2 separate regions of the Homo sapiens genome follow, and region 2 is linked to region 1. A link is a loop called in an ENCODE intact Hi-C map of the cell type or tissue named here. Cell type or tissue: GM12878. All regions are shown on one strand. Links, peaks and the distances in the headings refer to the core of each region. The heading gives the core; the rest is flanking DNA.

Evidence for each region. Hi-C counts contacts between places; a loop is a spot of excess contacts. Peaks named below come from ENCODE experiments on the same cell type or tissue, not always from the same donor. Only the 100,000 strongest peaks of a DNase experiment are listed, where the experiment ranks them.
Region 2: it touches region 1 in a loop (4-fold over the local background); 4 of 110 quality-filtered maps call a loop at or near these places.

Annotation. Positions count from the first base shown.
Region 1 is chr2:43,421,670-43,432,579 of GRCh38, forward strand. It overlaps THADA (THADA armadillo repeat containing), which reads right to left. Exons shown (of 38, transcript NM_022065.5): 27 at 8,544-8,633; 28 at 6,431-6,562. Among named protein-coding and RNA genes, the nearest start is that of THADA, 170 kb to the right of the region's middle. RefSeq lists enhancers at 4,309-4,388, 4,427-5,626, 4,781-4,870, 4,891-4,950. In GM12878, for the core only: no CTCF peak of the experiment used is centred there; DNase peaks (open chromatin) are centred at 2,132, 3,174, 4,182, 4,902 and 2 weaker places; H3K4me3 peaks cover 489 bases; H3K27ac peaks cover 4,440 bases.
Region 2 is chr2:43,288,203-43,298,498 of GRCh38, forward strand. It overlaps THADA (THADA armadillo repeat containing), which reads right to left. Exons shown (of 38, transcript NM_022065.5): 32 at 4,632-5,011; 33 at 3,902-4,020; 34 at 3,494-3,566. Among named protein-coding and RNA genes, the nearest start is that of LINC01126, 66 kb to the left of the region's middle. RefSeq lists enhancers at 4,632-5,831, 8,930-9,431 and a silencer at 5,108-5,402. In GM12878, for the core only: no CTCF peak of the experiment used is centred there; DNase peaks (open chromatin) are centred at 5,799 and 7,235; H3K4me3 peaks cover 427 bases; H3K27ac peaks cover 2,031 bases.

The DNA of each region.
Region 1 (10,910 bases), core at 1,438-9,437:
ATGGAGAAAAATACAGGAACCACAAAAAAAGGTAATTAAATTAATAAAGAATGCTTTTCAGACATAACATCTCATAGGCCAAAAATATGTTTTCAGAACTATCCAGAACACAGTTACAGAAGTTACTTAAATGCTAAATTTTAGTAGATTAATTCCTGGAGGGTGCCATTTAAGAGCAAACCACTGTGACTTTTTGGGCCATGCCAAGAATGGCATCCCAACTTCTTTTCTTTGAGAGATCGAAGGACCCATAAACAAAAATGTACAAATATTGTCACAGGATTAGAGGCAGGTTGATCATTTCATTCACTGAACATTCAGAATCCACAGCTGAGTTGTTCACCTATTCTGAAATAAGGCATGCCAAACAGATACCTTGATGATATCCAGTCCAACCTCAGGTGCGCTGCAGATATATGCTCAACATGTGATCAGTTTTCCTTGAAAACTTAACACTTTTGCTGATGGGCAAACTCAGTATTATGGAAATATGTTCTTTTCCTTGATAGAGAATACTAATTTTCACAAAATTCTTCTTTAAATTAAAAGCTGAAATCTATCTTCCATTTTCCCATTGGGAGCAAAAAAGAGAAATTATGCGCCTTCTACCATATGGCAGTCTCTCAAGTATATAAAGACCATTATCATGTTGCCACTAAGTCTTCTCCAGTCTAACTGTTTCCAGATGTTTGGTTTCCTCCTCATCTTGGTCACCTCCCCTCGACAGATACTAGTTCTTCAGTGACCTTCCTAAAATGGGGAGCCCAGAACAGAATAATAAGGAGAATAATGTGGGTTTAGGCTAACCAACAGAGTTCAGGGGGACTACAGCCTCCACTATCTGGAAGCAGCAACAGTGTCATGCTGCTTTCTCATGGTTCACCAGGATATCTCATTCACCAAGATATTTTTTCCCCCACAAAAACTGCTATGAAGCCAGATAGCCCTCATTTTGTATGTATATAATTTTGACTTTTCTTTAAAAAATCAGAATGATATATATCTCTATTAAATGTTATCTTGATAGTCTCATCCCATCAATCCAGTCTTTCAAGGCTTTTTTGGGGGACAGGGTCTCGCTCTGTCACCTAGGCTGCAGTGCAGTGGCCCAATCACAGCTCACTTGAGCTGCCTTGACCTCCTGGGCTCAAGCAATCCTCCCACCGCAGCCTCCCAAGTAGCTGGGACTACAGGCGCAAATCACCAAGTCTGGCTAATTTTTAAAATTTTTTGTAGAGACAGGTTCTCCTTATGTTGCCCAGGCTGGTCCAGGCTATTTCGAATCTTACTTTTAAATGATGAACTGCATCAGACATACAAAATGATGACAACAACGAAAAGAATCTAGAGAATAGGATGACATTCAAGCATTTGCCCAATGCCCAATTTAAGAACACATCACAAATAAAATTGTAGCTTCTAGTACATGGCTCCTCAATTTCACCCCTTTCCTCCCCATTCAGAGGTAATGGTCTTATGCCTGAATTTGTGTTTGTCAGTCCTATGCTTGAAGGTTATTTTGAATCTTAATTTGCTCACAAATTTGATAAGCATGCAATCTAGCTTGCCTTCATTTTTTTTATGGCTACTTTTAGCCATTAACAGCATAATCATAAAGCATCATGCTATAAAGTTGCAAGAGATTCTTTCCCTATCTCCTCAAAAGAATTTTCACTTGGACTTTCCAGCATTTGAAGCTATGTCACCAGCATCAGTCTTTTGACTTCATATACCTACCAAATAAGTAGCTTTACTTTCTTTCTTTCTTTTTTTTTTTTTTTGAGACGGAGTCTTGCTCTGTCACTCAGGCTGGAGTGCAGTGGCACAATCTCTGCTCACTGCAAGCTCTGCCTCCTGGGTTCACACCATTCTCCTGCCTTAGCCTCTCGAGTAGCTGGGACTACAGGCGCCTGCCACTATGCCCGGCTAATTTTTTGTATTTTTGGTAGAGACGAGGTTTCACCGTGTTAGCCAGGATGGTCTCGATCTCCTGACTTGGTGATCCGCCCGCCTCGGCCTCTGAGACCTGATTCGTCTAAGCTCTCCTGGGCCTTTGTTCAGGATTCTATGGTCCTAGGTTTGAGGCATATGTGGTTACCTAGAGCTCTTTGACTGGAACTTGAAACTTGCTTGTGAAAGGGAACTCAGAGATGTATGCCCAGGGACTTTTTGGCCTCTGAAAAGACTTTCTAGTCTCTAGAAAGCCCAGAGAAGCAGGCCCTGGTGAGCTGCATTCAGAGAGCCAGTCAAGGTTCTTTTTAAAGCATGAATTATTCTGCTTTGTGGTACCTGAACTGAAGAATGAATTAATGGTCTTAAATTGAAAGCATCACATTCACATGGTAAAGGGCTTTGTATCTGGATGCAGCACAACATCAGAACATAAAATACACTGGATTTTTTAAAAGTTGTATACAAGATGTTGGGATTGACATTATAAGTTCTGTCCCAAGAGGATGCAACAATCATAATGGCATATATGTTTAGGTATACTCTTAAACATGGGATAAAGGAGTAAAACTACATATAATACTTATAAATACCTTACAGAGAGGAAGGAAATAGCAGGTAAGTACACATAAATCAAAGGGAAACAAAAAGCTCTTGTTGGCGCTTTTAATCTTCTTCTCATTGTGCAATTCACTTTTAGCAGTCAGAGCAACCTTTGCACTACTCCCACAAACTGAAATTTTTTTCTTTGGCCAAACTCATAGTATCCATGAGCCTGATGAAAACCCTTCCAAGTACATAAATTACCCTTAACAACGGTACAAAAATAAAACACTGCTGACCCACTGTGCATACACCCATCCATCTTTTTAGCTATTACCCCAAGTCAAAACAGCCCACTCTTTACCACAATCAGAACCACAAGCACTGCCTGGAATGACAGGTTTTATGATCAGCCTTCCACTTTCTTCATGAATAATATTCTCAGAGGTCATCTAAATCAAATGCATACAGTTTTATCACATTCACTGCTTTTTAAAAATCTGTTTATAGTTCACCTCGCCAGTGAACATTTTGGGGTAGCATGGGTTTTCCCTGTGGTAGGCTGATGAAACCCCAAACTAACTAAATCTAGGGCCTTCCACTTTACCACAGAAGGTGGCCAAGAAAGAAGAGCCAGGCTTCTACTGTATCTGGCCACAAACCAGTCCTATAACCCCAGGCGATTGTCACCATGTGCCACACATGGTTAACCAATCCAATCAGTCACTTTTCCTACAGGAAAAGCAAAATAAGGAACAGATCCCACCATTGGTAGAGACATTACGTCTATATCCAGAAGACAGCCTGTACTCAGATACAGCAGCTGTGGATATAGGCTCCTCATCTCTCTCAGTTGCATACATTTCAGACCCTATAGGTCCATTCCGTGTAGCTAAGTTACTGGCTACTCAAAAGGCAACCAAAAAACAAGGTTATTTTGGTATAACAGAAAGAGTACATCTAACACCCTTGACAAGCCCTGCACTCTTGGGTTCAAATTCTAGCTCTGTAACTGCCTTGCTCTCTGAACCTCAATTTCCTCAACGGGCAAATGAGGGTGATAACACCTCTTCTCAGAGTCACTGTAAGTAAAATGACCAGTTCAATACTTGGCAGAAAGACGGGGCTCAACAAAGGTTGGTCTACTTCCTACTGACTTCTCTGCTCAGAACACTTTCTTTCTTGTTTTCTGCATTCCTGGGTCAAAATCTACTTCTTAATAAATTCCTTAAACTGCCTAACCAATTTTAATAAGCTACTACTGTCTAGCTTGTTAAAATTGTATGTGTGTGTGTGTGTGTGTGTGTGTGTGTGTGTGTGTGTGTGATGGTATTAAATTTAATATCCCAAGTTTAATTTTGCTACTCAAAATGTGATCTACAGACCAGCAGCAGTGGCATTATCTGGAAGACCATTTGGAAGTCGGACTCTCAGGCCTCACCTCAGATTTACTGAAATCAGAATTTATATGATAGCCAAGTGATATGTTTACATCTTAAAGTTTTAGAAACACTGTTCTATAACACACATGGACAGTCAATAAGTCAGAGCCTAGGCTCTGTACTTAAGGAATCAAGGGTGGTGCTTCTGCTTACAGGACATTTTGCTTACAGTGACTCTCAGAAGATGTGTTATCACCCTCATTTGCAAGTTGAGGAAATTGAGGTTCAGAGAGCAAGCAAGGCAGTTACAGAGCTACAATTTGAACCCAAGAGTGCAGGGCTTGTCAAGAGTGATAGATGTGCTCTTTCTGTTACACCAAAATAACCTTGTATTTTGGTTGGTGGCACTTCTGCTGTTGGTGATGTTCTATGAATCTACTTCATAAAGCACCTTACTTACTGGAAGAAAGCAACTACAACCGCAGCATTTTCTTTCACTGGAAGAACAGACTGATTGCAAACTTCTTACTTTGTATTTTTAGAGGTTAACAAATGATGCCCTAAGTACACTGGCTTCAAAGCAATATTTAAATTTTCTATATTAATGCAATCTTTGTTTTATATAATGGATACTTTGAATATAATGAGTAGTATCAGCATTCTGATTATATGTAAACTAAGCAACATTTTGGAAAGGTACTTTCAGGTACCACTGAAAGGTACTTTCAATGTAGTAATTTATTATTTCTAGGATGCAATGAACAACAGACTGAGTAGTAAAAAGCTTCCACAAATTCAATGTTCTTAAGACAGAGCACAGGTTCTAAAGCAAATCTCTGTTTCTAATGTAAACTGCAATTCTGTGCACATGCCTTTCCTCCTTGCATCAACTTTCTGAAAACATTTCTTAGTTCTTTCCACTTATTCATGAAAGAACAATTTTTAAGGCCCCTGAAAGTAAAATTTACCACCCAAATTCCTAAAATGAATCACCAAATGCCAGATGAAGGAGACTGGTAACTTTGTATATCAGGAAACAAAAACCAGTCTGCCTGAGTCATCTCTGTGATCAAAGATAACACAGCCACAGCCAAGGCTTGGCGCAAACAAATAGCTCTGCAAGCGCATGCCAGAACCTCATGTTTAATGGTTTTCTCACATTAAAATGCATAAGTCAGCTCTGTGAAACAAGGAAGTGAAACCTAGGACACTACATACATAAGAAATACTCTCTTGAGTTTGGTTTCTTACCCTTCTGCTCCAAATCCACTTCAATTTTTGGTAGAAACACAAAAATGAAGGTACTGTTTTGTCAAGAGCTAAGCAGAAAGGTAATAGCTAACTAATATGATAGGCTTCTGAAAGGTTTCATGAGAAAATTTTAATACTTCTTGGAGGCCTACATATTTAGGCCTTTGATCCAAAATGAACAAAGTAATCAGAAGACGGCAAATGCCTGAAAAGATGTAACACAAGAAGTGGTAATAGGCTCTAAAAGAAGAGAACCCTGTTATATTATTTCATGAATACTCTATATTCATGGCTTTTTTCAGGTACTACAAACGTAAAAGAGAAGACGAGTGGGAATTCATGCCACATGGCATTACCATTTACATGCCACCCATTGCACCGGCTCGCAGACTCTTCCAGAGTGAAGAGGCAGATGTCCTGACATCCTCTCGAACCCGTGGACAGAAGATACATACCAGAACCAAGCCTGCTCCGTGCTAGCCAGGCTCAACACAGGAATAACGCAAACATGGGGCTATGTCTTTCAAAAGGAGTATCTCCTATCAACACCATCCACCTGCCTTGGAGCAGACAGGGCTCAAAGAAAACATTACTTACACAGGTTCTAATGAGATCCTGTACCCACAATATAAGCACCTTACTCTGAAACACTGGGGGCAATGGCAGGAAAACCCAGGCCTCTGCTTTCACAAGACCCCTCCCAAAGTTTGTGTGTGTGTGTGTGTGTGTGTGTGTGTGTGTATACAAGTTATATATATATACACGCACACACACAATAGTTATATACAAAAGTTTTACATATAATATATATAATAGTTATATATATAATAGTTTTTAATATATACAATAGGTTTACATATATAAAAAAATATATAATATGGCCGGGCGCGGTGGCTCATGCCTGTAATCCCAGCACTTTGGGAGAATGAGGTGGGCGGATCACAAGGTCAGGAGATCGAGACCATTCTGGCTAACACAGTGAAACCCCATCTCTACTAAAAATACAAAAAATTATCCAGGCGTGGTGGCGGGTGCCTGTAGCCCCAGCTACTCCGGAGGCTGAGGCAGAAGAATGGCGTGAACCTGGGAGGGGGAGCTTGCAGTGAGCCGAGATCGCGCCACTGCACTCCAACCCAGGCGACAGAGCGAGACTCCGTCTCAAAAAACAAACAAACAAACAAATAATATATATATATAAAATATATATGATATATATAAAATAGTTTCTGAAATAAGAAGAAGATAAAATATTCCCGTAAAACTCCCACGCCAACCTAGACAATTTCTACACAGCATGACACTACCTCATAATGAAGGGAACAAAAGGTCCCATGCTGAGAGCAGAAGAAGTACCATCCATCGGGGAAGCGTAGAGTCTCTCCAACACCAAAAGTAAGAGAAACATGCTTGGATGACGATTTGGTTCTCCCATATCACTGAAACAACAATTATTACACATGAAAGATTTCACATTTAGGTAGTGAAGCACTCCTCCTTCAAACATTTTTCTCATGAAATAATTATGTATATGGCCGGGTGCGGTGACTAATGCCTGTAATCCCAGCACTTTGGGAGGCCGAGGCGGATGGATCACGTGAGGTCAGGAGTTCAAGACCAGCCTGGCCAATACAGTAAAACCTCATCTCTACTAATACAAAAAACTAGCCGATGTGGTGGCGCATGCCTGTAATTCCAGCTACTCGGGAGGCTGAGGTGGGAGAATCACTTGAACCTAGGAGGCGGAGGTTGCAGTGAGCCAAGATCACGCCACTGCACTCCAGCCTGGGTGACACAGTGAGACTCCATTTCAAAAACAAAATTATGTATATGAAGTGAGACTCCACAATCAAGGGGATAGTTTTCCTTTTTTCTTTTTTTTTTCTACGTTCACTTCTTATCTCCCAAATGTGCATCATAAGAAAAAACTACTAGCAAAACAGGGAAATGGGCTTTCGTACAGGATCCTCTTCTCAAAGCTTATCATTTACATAATTAGAGTACGCTATTTTGATTAGAACTGTTCCTACAGTAGAGACGTGCCTGTTCCACAGTATGAAATGTGAAACTTTCAACATCCAAATGTATTTAAGAAAGCATGAATAGTCACTAAAGGCCAGAAAAGCACATTAGCATAAACTACTAATGTGAGCAAATGCATCATAACCAGAAGTAAAATTCATTACTTTTATTTTCTAATTATAAACAATTAGTGTACATTCATACCAAGTGCAAAATTATAGGAAAAATACAAAAGACATGCTTTATGATGTCCATACTAAAAATTCCACTACCAGCTTCAGAATGTGTGTGTGTTTTTTTTTTCTTTTTTTGAGACGGAGTATTTTTCTGTCACCCAAGCTGGAGTGCAGTGGCAAGATCTCAGCTCACTGCAACCTCTGCCTCCTGGGTTCAAGTGATTCTCCTACCTCAGCCTCCCAAGTAGCTGGGATCACAGGTGCGCACCACCAGCCTGGCTAATATTTGTATTTTTAATAGAGACAGGGTTTCGCCATGCTGGCCAAGCTGGTCTTGAACTCCTGACCTCAGGTGATCCACCTGCCTTGGCCTCCCAAAGTGCTGGGATTACAGGTGTGAGCCACCACACCAGCCAGAATGTGATTTTTAAGACAATGGTGAACTATAAGACTGGAAAGCCCTCGTAATGGCTTTGCTCTGTGTTTCCAAGAACACTGGCCATTTCTGCTCAGGTAGACAAGAACCATTTCTGAACACAAGTGATCATATTAGTCAGCTAATCGCTATAGTTTCACAATGGTAAGTTGCAACAAGCCAGTAATAAAAAATGACAGGTATGCATAAAGCAAACTCAATATGTAAACACAGATTTTTTTAAAAATAGGAAGAAAATAATTCATAACAGAAGAAATCACCATGTGATTCCTAGTTTCTGTACCACCGAAAATGGAATTAAGTTTGATAAAATTTAACATAAAATAGCATTTTTAAAATATAAAGACAGGATTTTACATAACTTTTCAGGTACAAATTTACTACAGAGAACCAAGCAATATGATATAATTACAAAAAAGCACTTTAATAAAAAAGCCAATTTTATGCAAGGAAGCAGTCTGACCGTGCACAGTGGCTCAAGCCTGTAATCCCCACACTTTGGGAGGCCCAGGTGGGCAGATTGCTTGAGCTCAGGAGTTTGAGACCAGCCTGGGAAACATGACGAAACCCCATCTCTACAAAAAATACAAAAATGGGCAAGGAGTGGTGGCCACCACTGTACTCCAGCTTGGGTGACAGGGAAAGACCCTGTCTCAAGGAAAAAATTTAAACAAATTTAAAAAAGGGAAGAATTTTATTAAAAACAGCTGCCTAGAGGGAAAATCTCAATTACTAAGGTAATTCACATCCTTGAGGTCATTTTGCCCCACCCAATTCTCTTCTTACCTGTCTACTGTATTGGCTACAGTTTCCAACTGTTTGAGAAGAAAAGGATAGAGTTCTGGGAAACGAGAGAAAAACTCTCTCCCTGTCATTCTGTGAAAGAAGGAGGAAAAAATTTATTATCATTTATTCCCTTTGATCTGACAATAAAGCCTTTTTTTTAAAAAAAGGAAGATAAGTACGGTTGTTTGGATATTTAATTAAATACAGTTAAAAACAGAATCTACAGCATCTTAAGAATTTAACAATCAACACAAATGGTAATTCTGATTTCTGAAGTGCTCTCAATCCATGAACTTTTATCTCAAAATTTAAGATTATGTATGTTTACAAATATTTGATATTAAATTTTATCAGGGAAGAAATATGTAATCTGTGCCAATGCCAAGTTTCCACAACTGATTTGGACTATAAGTAGAGTCAACACCAGATTGACTGAGACTGACTCAGCTTCAGTGATAAGGACAGGTCTAGAACAAGCGTTCCCAACCCTGGCACCAATGACAGTTTGGACCAAATAACTCTTTGTTTCAGGGGACTGTCCTACACATTGTGGGATGTTTAGCAGCCTCCGTGGCTTCTACCCACTAGATGCCAGCAGCACAACACCCCTCCCCAACAATCATGACAATGAAAATGTCTTTAGACATTGCCAAATATACCTTGTGGGACAAAATGGCCCCTGATTGAGAACCACTGGTTTGGAGTATGGTTATGAGAAGTACAGTCTTGGCATGTGAAGTTCTGGAAATCTAATCCTTGCTGAACTTGTAAGAATTATCTTTTTCAACTTTATAAAAACTTCTCTTGAACTACGAAAGTAGAATAGTTCCTCAGGCTGCACCACTGACCAAAAAGCTCAAGCTAAATATGGCATTTAGGAACAAACTGTCTCCATAACTATTAAAGAATTACTCCGAAGGGGTGACATAAATATTCCCTAACCTACCCATTTTTATCAGCTCTACATGTTATGTTCCTATTAATTGAAATCCAGAATATCACATTTTAAAAAAACTGAAACGTTTTTACACACAGCAAAATGCTGTGATCAAGTGTACCATTCAACCCACACATACATACACTCGTAATCCACACCCCTATCAAGACTCAGAAAATTTCCATCATCCCATAAAGATCCCCCATGCCCCTTCCCAGCAAACTCCCGCCCCACAAAGGAACCTCTGATTTGATTTCTATCATTACAGTTTGGTTTTGTCTATTCTAGAATTTCATATAAATGTAATAATACATTTTTGTTTGTTTGTTTTTTTGAGACGGAGTCTCACTCTGTTGCCCAGGCTGGAGTGCAGTGGTGCGATCTCGGCTCACTGCAACCTCCATCTCCTGGGTTCACGCCATTCTCCTGCCTCAGCCTCCCAAGTAGCTGGGACTACAGGCGCCCGCCACCACGCCCGGATAATTTTTTGTACTTTTTTTTTTTTTTTTTTTTTTTTTTTTTTTTTTTTTTTTGAGACGGAGTCTCGCTCTGTCGCCCAGGCTGGAATGCAGTGGCGGGATCTCGGCTCACTGCAAGCTCCGCCTCGCGGGTTCACGCCATTCTCCTGCCTCAGCCTCCCAAGTAGCTGGGACTACAGGCGCCCGCCACCACGCCCGGATAATTTTTTGTACTTTTTTTTTTTTTTTTTTTTTTTTTTTTTTTTTGAGACGGAGTCTCGCTCTGTCGCCCAGGCTGGAATGCAGTGGCGGGATCTCGGCTCACTGCAAGCTCCGCCTCGCGGGTTCACGCCATTCTCCTGCCTCAGCCTCCCAAGTAGCTGGGACTACAGGCGCCCGCCACTACGCCCGGCTAATTTTTTGTATTTTTAGTAGAGACGGGGTTTCACCGTTTTAGCCGGGATGGTCTCGATCTCCTGACCTCGTGATCCGCCCGCCTCGGCCTCCCAAAGTGCTGGGATTACAGGCGTGAGCCACCGCGCCCGGCCAATTTTTTGTACTTTTATTGGAGACGGGGTTTCACCGTGTTAGCCAGGATGGTCTCGATCTCCTGACCTTGTGATCCGCCCACCTCAGCCTCCCAAAGTTCTGGGATTACAGGCGTGAGCCACTGTGCCCAGCAATAATACGTTTTTTTGGCTTGCTTTTTTCACTCAGCACAGAGTTTATGAAATTTATCCATGTTATTCAATATATCAATAGTCTGGTTCTTTTTCTGTTGAGTAGTATTCCATTATATGAATCTGTAAGTTTGTTTATTAATTCTCCTCTTGACAGGCATGGGTTCTTTACCTTTTTTTTTTTTTTACTATTATGAATAAAGCTGCTATAAAATTCTAATATAAGACTTTTTAAGGACACGTTTTCATTTCTCCTGGATTAATATCCGAGAATAAAACTGTAACATGTCTA
Region 2 (10,296 bases), core at 1,261-9,260, 130 kb before region 1:
GAGGTCAGGCGTTCAGGACCAGCCAGGCCAACATGGTGAAACCCTGTCTCTACTAATACACAAAAATTAGCTGGACATGGTGGCGCGTGCCTGTAATCCCAGCTACTCAGGAGGCTGAGGCATGGGAACTGCTTGAAGCCAGGGGGCGGAGGCTGCAGTGAGCCAAGATCATGCCACTGCACTCCAGCCTGGGAGACAGAATGAGACTCCATCTCTAAATAAATAAATAAAGCAGCATCTAACACTATTGTTTAAACAAAGCAGTGTTGTTTTTATTTTTTAGAAAACTAGATTCTCAGTTTATTACAAAGATGAGAATCTAGATGAAGAGACAGATGAAAAGACAGATACACAGGGAGAGGTCCAGAAGGATCCCAAGCACAGGACTTCCTCTCCCTATGGAGCTTTGGGGTGTGCCACTCTCCTGGCACATGAGTACATCTTGTTCACCACCCAGAAGCTCTCTGAACTTTTCATTCTTCAGGGTTTTTAAGGAAGCTTCATTGCAACAGCATGATTGATTTAAATCATTGGACATCGGTGATCAACTCAACCTTCAGCTCCTTGTTTTTAATAGTAACAGTTTTACTGAGATACAGTTTACATACCATAGAATTCACTCATTTAAAGTGGCCAATGCAGTGAACTCTGGTATATTCACAGATATGTGCAATCACCACCACGGTCAATTTCAGAACATTTTCATCATCACAAAGAGAAACTCTGCACCCTTTATCTATCACTTCCCTATCCTCCCATCTCCCCAGCCCTGACTAAGCACTAATCTACTTTCTGTCTCTATCAGTTTGCCAATTCTGGACATTTCCTTTAAGTGGAAATTTCCTATAAATGGAATCAGATAATATGTAGTCTTTTATGACTAGGTTCTTTTACTTAGCATAATGTTTTCAAGGTTCACCCATGCCGTAGGATGTATCTGTACTTCACTCAATTTTGTGGCCAAATAATATTCCATTGTATGGATACATTACATTTTGCTTACTCATTCATCAGTTGATAAACATCTGGATTGTTTTCATCATTTAAACTCCGTTCTTTCACTTTTTCTAGAACAGGGACTGTTGTTCCAGATGTACTTTACTTCTATCAACTGAACCTCTTTAAATGTTCAAAATGTAACTAATGATTCCTTTGATCATCTATGGGCATCTACGCAACTAACATGATGAGTATTTTAGACCTTGAGGAAGATGCTAATTCCCAACGCACCAAGAAACTCATGTTTCCCCAGGAGCGTCTTTTATTTATTTCTCTCCAGTTCTGTTAATTTTTTTCTCCCTGGAAAACTCCCAATTTTCATTAAATATCACTTTATTCATGTAGTGGACATAACAACTGGTTAAAAACAGCTTTAGATAAGAATAATGCCTTGGCAGGCTTGTTAGGCTGCCTGGTGACTTCTTAGAACTTGGTGTTTTTTTGTTTGTTTGTTTGTTTGCTTTTTTTGAGATGGAGTCTTGCTCTGTTGCCCAGGCTGGAGTACAGTGAGACAATCTCGGCTCACTGCAGCCTCCACCTCCTGGGTTCAAGCGATCCTCCTGCCTCAGCTTCCTGAGCAGCTGGGATTACGGGCGCATACCACCACATCTGGCTAATTTTTATAATTTTTAGTAGAGCTGGGGTTTTGCCATGTTGGCCAGGTTGGTCTCAAACTCCTGACCTCAAGGTGATCCGCCCGCCTCAGCCTCCCAAAGTGCTAGGATTACAGGTGTGAGCTACCGTGCCCGGCCCTGGTGTTTTTTTTTTGTTTTTGTTTTTTTTTTTTTTTTTGAGACAGGGTCTTGCTCTGTTGCTCAGGCTGGAGTGCAGTGGCATGATCTCAGATCACTGCAATCTCTGCCTCCTGGGTTCAAGCAATTCTGCCTCAGCCTCCCGAGTAGCTGGGATTACAGGCGCCCACCACCACACCCGTCTAATTTTTGTATTTCTTGGTAGAGATGGAGTTTCACTGTTGGTCAGGCTAGTCTCAAATTCCTGACCTTAGGTGATCTGCCTGCCTTGACCTCCTAAAGTGCTGGGATTACAGGTGTGAACCACCATGTCTGGCCGTTTTTTTTTTTCCCCTTCCTGGGCTATAGTTTTTAGCAAATCATCTCCATTCCTATACTCCCTCCACCCCACCTGACTTTTCTGGGGGCTTTTTTAGCTCCTAGTGACCTCCTACGTTTGGCTCCCTGGCTTGCCTTTGAGTGACAGATCTAAGGAAATTGGACCTGCTTGTTAATTCTTACCCTTGGTTTTATCTCTGCCCAGCCTCATGCTCTCTGAACTTCATGATCTCCTCTATGAAGTCTTCTTCAGCCTCTGAACTCTCACTCCCTCCTCTGGGTTCCCACGGCCCTGGCACACCTTGTTACTAGAGCATTTAATGTAATTATCTAACTTTCTCTCATTAGACTATAGCTCTAGTCTCTGTTCATCTCTGTATCTTCAGTACCTACACAGCAGTGCTAGGTTTATTGTAAGGGCTCAGGGTCCACAATGTTATGCCACCACCATCAGTGTGGCTGTGTGGAATCTGGATCTTCAGGTAATTTTCCTGTGGTATTGGCTGCCTTCTACTTGTGATTCTGTGAGGGTGCTATCTTGTATGCACCTAAGTAGCATGTATTTGTCTTAAGACATCTTCCCAGGAAGCTGTTTTTCTTACTTCGGTTCTATTTCACTACCAAAGGACATGTAAAACAGGTGGGGCGCATCTGGGCCTCCATCCAGAGCCAGCTGGGCCATGTTCTGGGGGAATATTTAAGCCTTAGCGATGTATTTGCATACTTAGTTCACTAGGTTGCAATCCTAAATACTTTTGGAATTGACATGCTTACTCCTCTTTAAATAAAGAGTCCAGCTAGAGAAATGGGGAAAAAACAAGGGGTTTGGGCATATGTGTTTTGGGGGGAAGGTTCTGTTATCCCTTTGAACTCTAATTAAAAAAATGCCTAAAACAGGCTGGGCGCAGTGGCCCACATCTGTAATCTCAGCACTTTGGGAGGCCGAGGCGGGTGGATCACCTGAGGTCAGGAGTTCGAGACCAGCCTGGACAACATGGTGAAACCCCGCCTCTACTAAAAATACAAAAAATTAGCCGGGCGTGCTGGCACAAGCCTGTAATCCCAGCTACTCAGGAGGCTGAGGCTGGAGAAGAATCGCTTGAACCTGGGAGGCAAAGGTAGCAGTGAGCCGAGATCGTGCCACTGCACTCCAGCCTGGGCAACAAGAGCAAAACTCCATCTCAAAAAAAAAAAAAAAAAAAAAAAAAAAATCCTAAAACAAGAGAAAAGAAAGGTGGTGTCCAAAGAAGTCTTTTGAAGTTATACTCGAATTGAAAAACCAGCACGAACAATATTTCTGTAGATGTTACATACACATATCACAGGGGTTCTGCCTGCTAAGACTGTTCACTTTTACTGACATCTTCTGAGTAAATGAGAACAAAAAATCCTAGGTCCCGGAACAAGATCAGAACCAGCCTTACCTCCACACATGTCTGCATGTGGTGGGAAATGACTTTGGAAGCAAGTCTCAGAGCTACACTCTGAATTTCAGATCTAGAAAAATAAACAAACAAAAAAACAACACAAAATTACAATCAGACATATTTCATACACCGGTTTTTGCAGATAGTCTGTAATCCATGCAGAGGTGAATACTGAAAATCTCTACCTCCTGGTTACAAAAATGCCTCCGGAAGCAATTACCTTTTGGTTATTAATGCAAATCACTGACATCATTCTATTGCTTGAGTTTAGAACTCTTAGGCTGAGGTTTAGAATGAAATACAGGACCTGAGACCTGAGGGCAGGATTGTGTGCAAGTTCATTACATAATGACTGATGGGACCATACATCTTACCAAGGTTGCACAGGAGGTTTTGGGGGCAAACCTTTCATTGGAAGCAATATCCATCGTCCAGATCAAGAACTCCTTTGGGGTCAGATGGACACAGTGCTCCGTCTGGGGAAGCCACTCACCAGGGTCCATGCAGTGGAGAATTTTCAGTATCTGTGTAAGCCAAATCCGCACACAAAAAAGAGAAATAAATACTCAGGGAGATGTCTCTAGATGTTACATGATAATCAATTGTATCAACAAGAGGTCTACCTTTCAAAAGGCTCCCACTGACTTCTTATTTCCCCCATAATACCTTTGGGAGACTGAGGCAGAGTGATGCAATGACTAACCAGAGGGCCTCTAGTGACTTGGGATGGGAGCCAGATGCCCTGATTTTAGGCCAGTGCCCTTTCCTTTTGATTATGCTTCCCAGGTGGCCAACTGCCCTGAAATAGCCATGTCAGCAAAGACTACCTCTGACACACTCTACAGTGAATTTTTAATGATCTGTTTCCTAAACATCCCAAAGTGGTTTGCTCTGTCTTTGGTTAATCTCTGCCATCAATACTCCTATCATCAAAAGCTTTTCTTGGTGCCCTACCAGGTATGACGCCATGCCAACCACCATAAAAAGAGAGTCCTTATCCACTGGCTGCCGAATCTACTTCCTATTGCCCCTGGAGAGCCTAAACCCAATCTTGCCTTCATGATCCTACCATTCCAGTGGCTCACAAAAGAATGTGGGGAGTGTAAAGGGCCAGTCAGTACGTTGGAGACTTTACCTTGCAGAAGCATTCTGGGTGATTTTCCTTCATGGCCAACAATAAGAACTTCTCTCCCATGTTGCACAGCAAGGGTGGCACGCCCTTCTCTCCAAGTCCAGAGGCTGCTGCTAAGAACTTTTCCAAGAGGGCTTCCAGTGTTAGTGAGCGCACTTCAGGGAAGGCAGATTCTAACAGCTGAGAGAAAGAGATGGGGACATTCGTCTCCCGCTCTCCACTCTTGGCTGCCGCGGCCCACACTGCAGCAATGGCTAGTCTGGTGAGGCTCTGGAGGTACTGGGGCAGGCCTGGCACCTTGAAGGCCCAAGGGAATCCCGTTATCAGCTCTGATCCTGAGATAATCCCTCTGACTTCCTCCCAGAAGCCAAGACTCTCCAGAACTAAGAAGCAAAAAAAGCAAAAGGGAAAGAGATAATCACTTTAAATTTCCACAAAAGGACATGAAAGAATGAAGACTGAATCCACTGCGTGAGGCCATCAGATGTCTCCCATAAGCAGATTTCAAACACTGTCATAAGTGAGTGGCCCTCTAAGGTTCAGACTTCTAGTCCACAACAATTTCCATTTAGGTAATGTATAATTTTTCCAACAGGGGCACAAAGGCATTACTATTAGAAAATGCGTTCCTGGCACCCCTCCTCAACATTCAATAAATACGAACTCAGTGACCTCTTATCACCGAGCCTCAAAGCTGACCATGAGAAGAGGACATCTAGTATAAACTTCCTTCAGGGGTGAAGCTCCCCTCTGTAACACCCTTTCCCAGAAGCTCTTGGTTGAACCCTACAGTACCCTGGAGCTCATGAGACAGCTTATTCCATTGTTAGTAGATCTAATTGTCAAAAAGTTCTTTTTGTGTTTCTACTCACTGGCCTAATGCTACATTTTGAGGCTCCCAATGACAGCTCTTTAGACATTTGATTACAATTCTTGTGTCCCCTCTGTCTTCTCCAGATGAAACATTCCTACTTCCTTCCTCAAATGATGGGGTCACTGTCTCTCATTATTCTAGCTGCTTTCCTGTGGACATGCCTCACCCTCTCTTAAAGGATGGCCAATAGGCTGGATCACAAATCTCCTGCATGGTTTGACCCGCAGGACTATTACTTTCTCTGTTCTGAACTGGAGTTGCATCACACTGTTGACTCATATGGAGCACAAAGTCAACTGAAACCACAGCCCTTCTTTTTTGACGTGGTCTACTGATGGTGGTGAGTCATCTTTCTCCCACTTTGTACTCAGTACTTAAGCCAAGATGTGTTTTCTTTGTTTATTTTAAGCCCAAGTATATCCCTGTTAAATTTTATCCTCCTGTTAAGTTTTATGGTCTACCTTTCATTTGCCGAGATCTTTTCATATTCTCAGTTCTGATTAAAAAAATAAAAAAACCAAAAACTTATTGCCTGCTTACTATGTGCTAGGAGCTAAATAAGATCACTGCCCTTAAGGAGTTTATAGTCAGTCTAGTTTGAGAAAGAGAAATGCATGAACACATAATTCCAATATAGTGGTACAAATGATAACCTAGGCCTCAAAGAGGAAGACAGGTGACAATGTGTTAGCACCACCAAAGGCAGGGGAACCAGCTGAGCAAAGGCTCAACAAAGGCATGAAACAGAACGGACCATGTGGGGAACTACAGGCCATCCCATAACACTGGAGCATAAAATTTGAGGTGGGAAAGGGCAGGAGATGAGGCTAGGGAAGAAATGTGGCTAGAGTACAGAAAGCCTCCTAGACAATGTGAAGCAGCTAGTTCTGTATGCAACGGAATGCCACTGGGGGGTTATTTTAAGCAGTAAGGTCAGGGGCCCATTTTCACTGAAGTGCTCTTATCGTTGAGGAGGCAATATTAGAGGCAGGGAGACCAGTTACAACACTACTGCACCGTAGTCCAGGAGAGAAATAAATGACGAGGGCCTTAAGTTCAGAAGGAATCAGGAGAAGGTGGGTTTAAGAAACGCTGAAGGTCTGAAGCCAAGGTGATCATTTAAAAAGGCAAAAAAGAAAGAAAAAAAAACACTGAAGGGATAAAACTGGCAGGACTAGGGAATGAGGGTGCGGACTAGGGTAGGAGTCTCGGGTACCTCCCAGCACCCAGTTCTTCACACATGTTCATCATCTAATAGAAATTGGGTAAACCAGCTGGGCGTGGTGGCTCATGCCTGTAATCCCAACATTTTGGGAGCCCAAGGTGGGAGGACTGCTTGAGCCCAGGAGTTTGAGACCAGCCTGGACAACACTGTGAAAATCTATTTCTACAAAAAATAAAAAGTCAGCTGGGTGGGGGATCACTTGAGCCCAGGAGGTTGAGGATGCAGTGAGCCAGGATGCTGACACTGCATTCCAGCCTGGGCGACAAAGTGAGACCCTATCTCAAAAACGCATACAAAGTAGTTGGCAAACTTCAATTTCACAGGAATGCCTAAATGCCCAAAATCAAATAATTACTAAAAATGTGGGCAAGCTGGAGGGTGGAGGCCTTTGGTGAGCAGGCTCCCTGCTGGCCCTTGCCTCAAACGCTCTTCCAGGCTCTCACTAATTCATTAACTAGCCCTCTTCGGTTTGAGTCATCCCCCACTTATGAATCCTCTTAATTGTATCATTCTGTCCATGAAGTTTTATCTACAAGAACTTATGACAGACTTCACCAAATGCCTTGCCAAAATTTAGATATTATATTCATAGCATTCTCTGATAAATCCTGACAACTGTACCCAAGATGTTAACAAGTTTATCCTGGATTGGCTTACCAGACAGCATTTAAGTGATACGCATTTATAGCTAATAAAACACCGTTTATATTTATCATCTCATTATAACTCAGAGAACTCTGCTGACTTCTAGAAAACTAACATAAACATAATGCATATGTAAAACATTCAGGTAACAGAAAAATTTATTTGAAATTGAAAATTTGCATAGACTTGCAATAATTCGAGATTTAAAAATATAGAGTATTTATGTAACACATCAAATTGTTTCAAAGTCTGTCACAGGGGGCAAAATGGGGACTGGACTTGGGCTCCAACATGATGGGACCCCAGGGAGGCCACCATCTGGGGCTGCAGACAAACCTCTACTGTTTTTTTTTTTTTTTTTTTGAGATGGAGTCTCGCTCTGTCGCCCAGGCAGGAGTGCAGTGGTGCGATCTCGGCTCACTGCAACCTCCACCTCCAGGGTTCAAGTGATTCTCCTGCCTCAGCCTCCTGAGTAGCTGGGATTACAGGAGCATGCCACCACGCCTGGCTAATTTTTGTATATTTAGTAGAGACAGGGTTTTGCCATGCTGGACAGGCTGGTTTCGAACTCCTGACCTCGTGATCTGCTCGCCTCAGCCTCCCAAAGTGCTGGGATTACAGCGTGAGCCACCGTGCCCGGCCATACCGCTACTCTTAACTCAGACACTGCAGAATTCCCAGCTCACCAGGAGGCATCTTTTTATTTTTTTATTTTTTTGGAGACAGAATCTCCCTCGGTCACCCAGGCTGGAGTGCAGTGGCACAATATTGGCTCACTGCAACCTTCGCCTCCCCGGTACAAGTAATTCTCCTGTCTCAGCCTCCAGAGTAGCTGGAAATACAGGCACACGCCACCACACCCAGCTAATTTTTGTATTTTTAGTAGAGACAGGGTTTCACCATGTTGCCCAGGCTGGTCTCAAACTCCTGACCTCAGGTGATCTGCCCGCCTCGGCCTCCCAAAGTGCTGGGATTACAGGTGGGAGCCACTGAGCCCAGCCAGGCAGTATCTTTATAAAGCAGTGGGGGAAACCCTGGGCAGCTGGGATCTTCAACCTCTGTGTCATCTCTGTTTCAATGTCTAAAAACCGAATCTCATAACAATCTAATAATAATAAGAGCACAGTACTATCATCTCCAGGTACCATTTCCCTATCCTTCCTACCCACTGCTGCTAGAGGACAGCATTACATTCAAAAGGAATTTCATTTATTTGGCACAGTCAGAAATATGGCTCAGAAATCTGCTCTTAAAATTGTAATTAACGGCCGCCCGGGAGGCAGCGGCTGGAGGAGCGGACGGGCCCCGCGGGGCCCGAGGGCAAGGAGCAGCCGCCTGCCTTGGCCTCCCAAAGTGCCGAGATTGCAGCCTCTGCCCGGCCGCCACCCCGTCTGGGAAGTGAGGAGTGTCTCTGCCTGGCCGCCCATCGTCTGGGATGTGAGGAGCCCCTCTGCCTGGCTGCCCAGTCTGGAAAGTGAGGAGCGTCTCCGCCCGGCCGCCATCCCATCTAGGAAGTGAGGAGCGCCTCTTCCCAGCCGCCATCACATCTAGGAAGTGAGGAGCGTCTCTGCCCGGCCGCCCATCGTCTGAGATGTGGGGAGCGCCTCTGCCCCGCCGCCCCATCTGGGATGTGAGGAGCGCCTCTGCCCGGCCGAGACCCCGTCTGGGAGGTGAGGAGCGTCTCTGCCCGGCCACCCCGTCTGAGAAGTGAGGAGACCCTCTGCCTGGCAACCACCCCGTCTGAGAAGTGAGGAGCCCCTCCGCCCGGCAGCTGCCCCGTCTGAGAAGTGAGGAGCCTCTCTGCCCGGCAGCCACCCCATCTGGGAAGTGAGGAGCGTCTCCGCCCGGCAGCCACCCCGTCCGGGAGGGAGGTGGGGGGGGGTCAGCCCCCCGCCCGGCCAGCCGCCCCATCCGGGAGGGAGGTGGGCGGTCAGCCCCCCCGCCCGGCCAGCCGTGCCGTCCGGGAGGGAGGTGGGGGGGTCAGCCCCCCGCCTGGCCAGCCGTGCCGTCCGGGAGGGAGGTGGGGGGGTCAGCCCCCCGCCCGGCCAGCCCCCCCGTCCGGGAGGTGAGGGGCGCCTCTGCCCAGCCACCCCTACTGGGAAGTGAGGAGCCCCTCAGCCCGGCCAGCCACCCCGTCCGGGAGGGAGGTGGGGGGGTCGGCCCCCCGCCCGGCCAGCCGCCCCGTCCGGGAGGGAGGTGGGGGGGTCGGCCCCCCGCCCGGCCAGCCGCCCCGTCCGGGAGGGAGGTGGGGGGGGATCAGCCCCCCCGCCCGGCCAGCCGCCCCGTCCGGGAGGTGAGGGGCGCCTCTGCCCGGCCGCCCCTACTGGGAAGTGAGGAGCCCCTCTGCCCGGCCAGCCGCCATCCGGGAGGGAGGTGGGGGGGTCAGCCCCCCGCCCGGCCAGCCGCCCCGTCCGGGAGGGAGTGTGGGGGGGGTCAGCCCCCCGGCCCGGCCAGCCGCCCCGGCCGCCCCTACTGGGAAGTGAGGAGCCCCTCTGCCCGGCCACCACCCCGTCTGGGAGGTGTGCCCAACAGCTCATTGAGAACGGGCCAGGATGACAATGGCGGCTTTGTGGAATAGAAAGGCGGGAAAGGTGGGGAAAAGATTGAGAAATCGGATGGTTGCCGTGTCTGTGTAGAAAGAAGTAGACATGGGAGACTTTTCATTTTGTTCTGCACTAAGAAAAATTCCTCTGCCTTGGGATCCTGTTGATCTGTGACCTTACCCCCAACCCTGTGCTCTCTGAAACATGTGCTGTGTCCACTCAGGGTTAAATGGATTAAGGGCGGTGCAAGATGTGCTTTGTTAAACAGATGCTTGAAGGCAGCATGCTCGTTAAGAGTCATCACCACTCCCTAATCTCAAGTAATCAGGGACACAAACACTGCGGAAGGCCGCAGGGTCCTCTGCCTAGGAAAACCAGAGA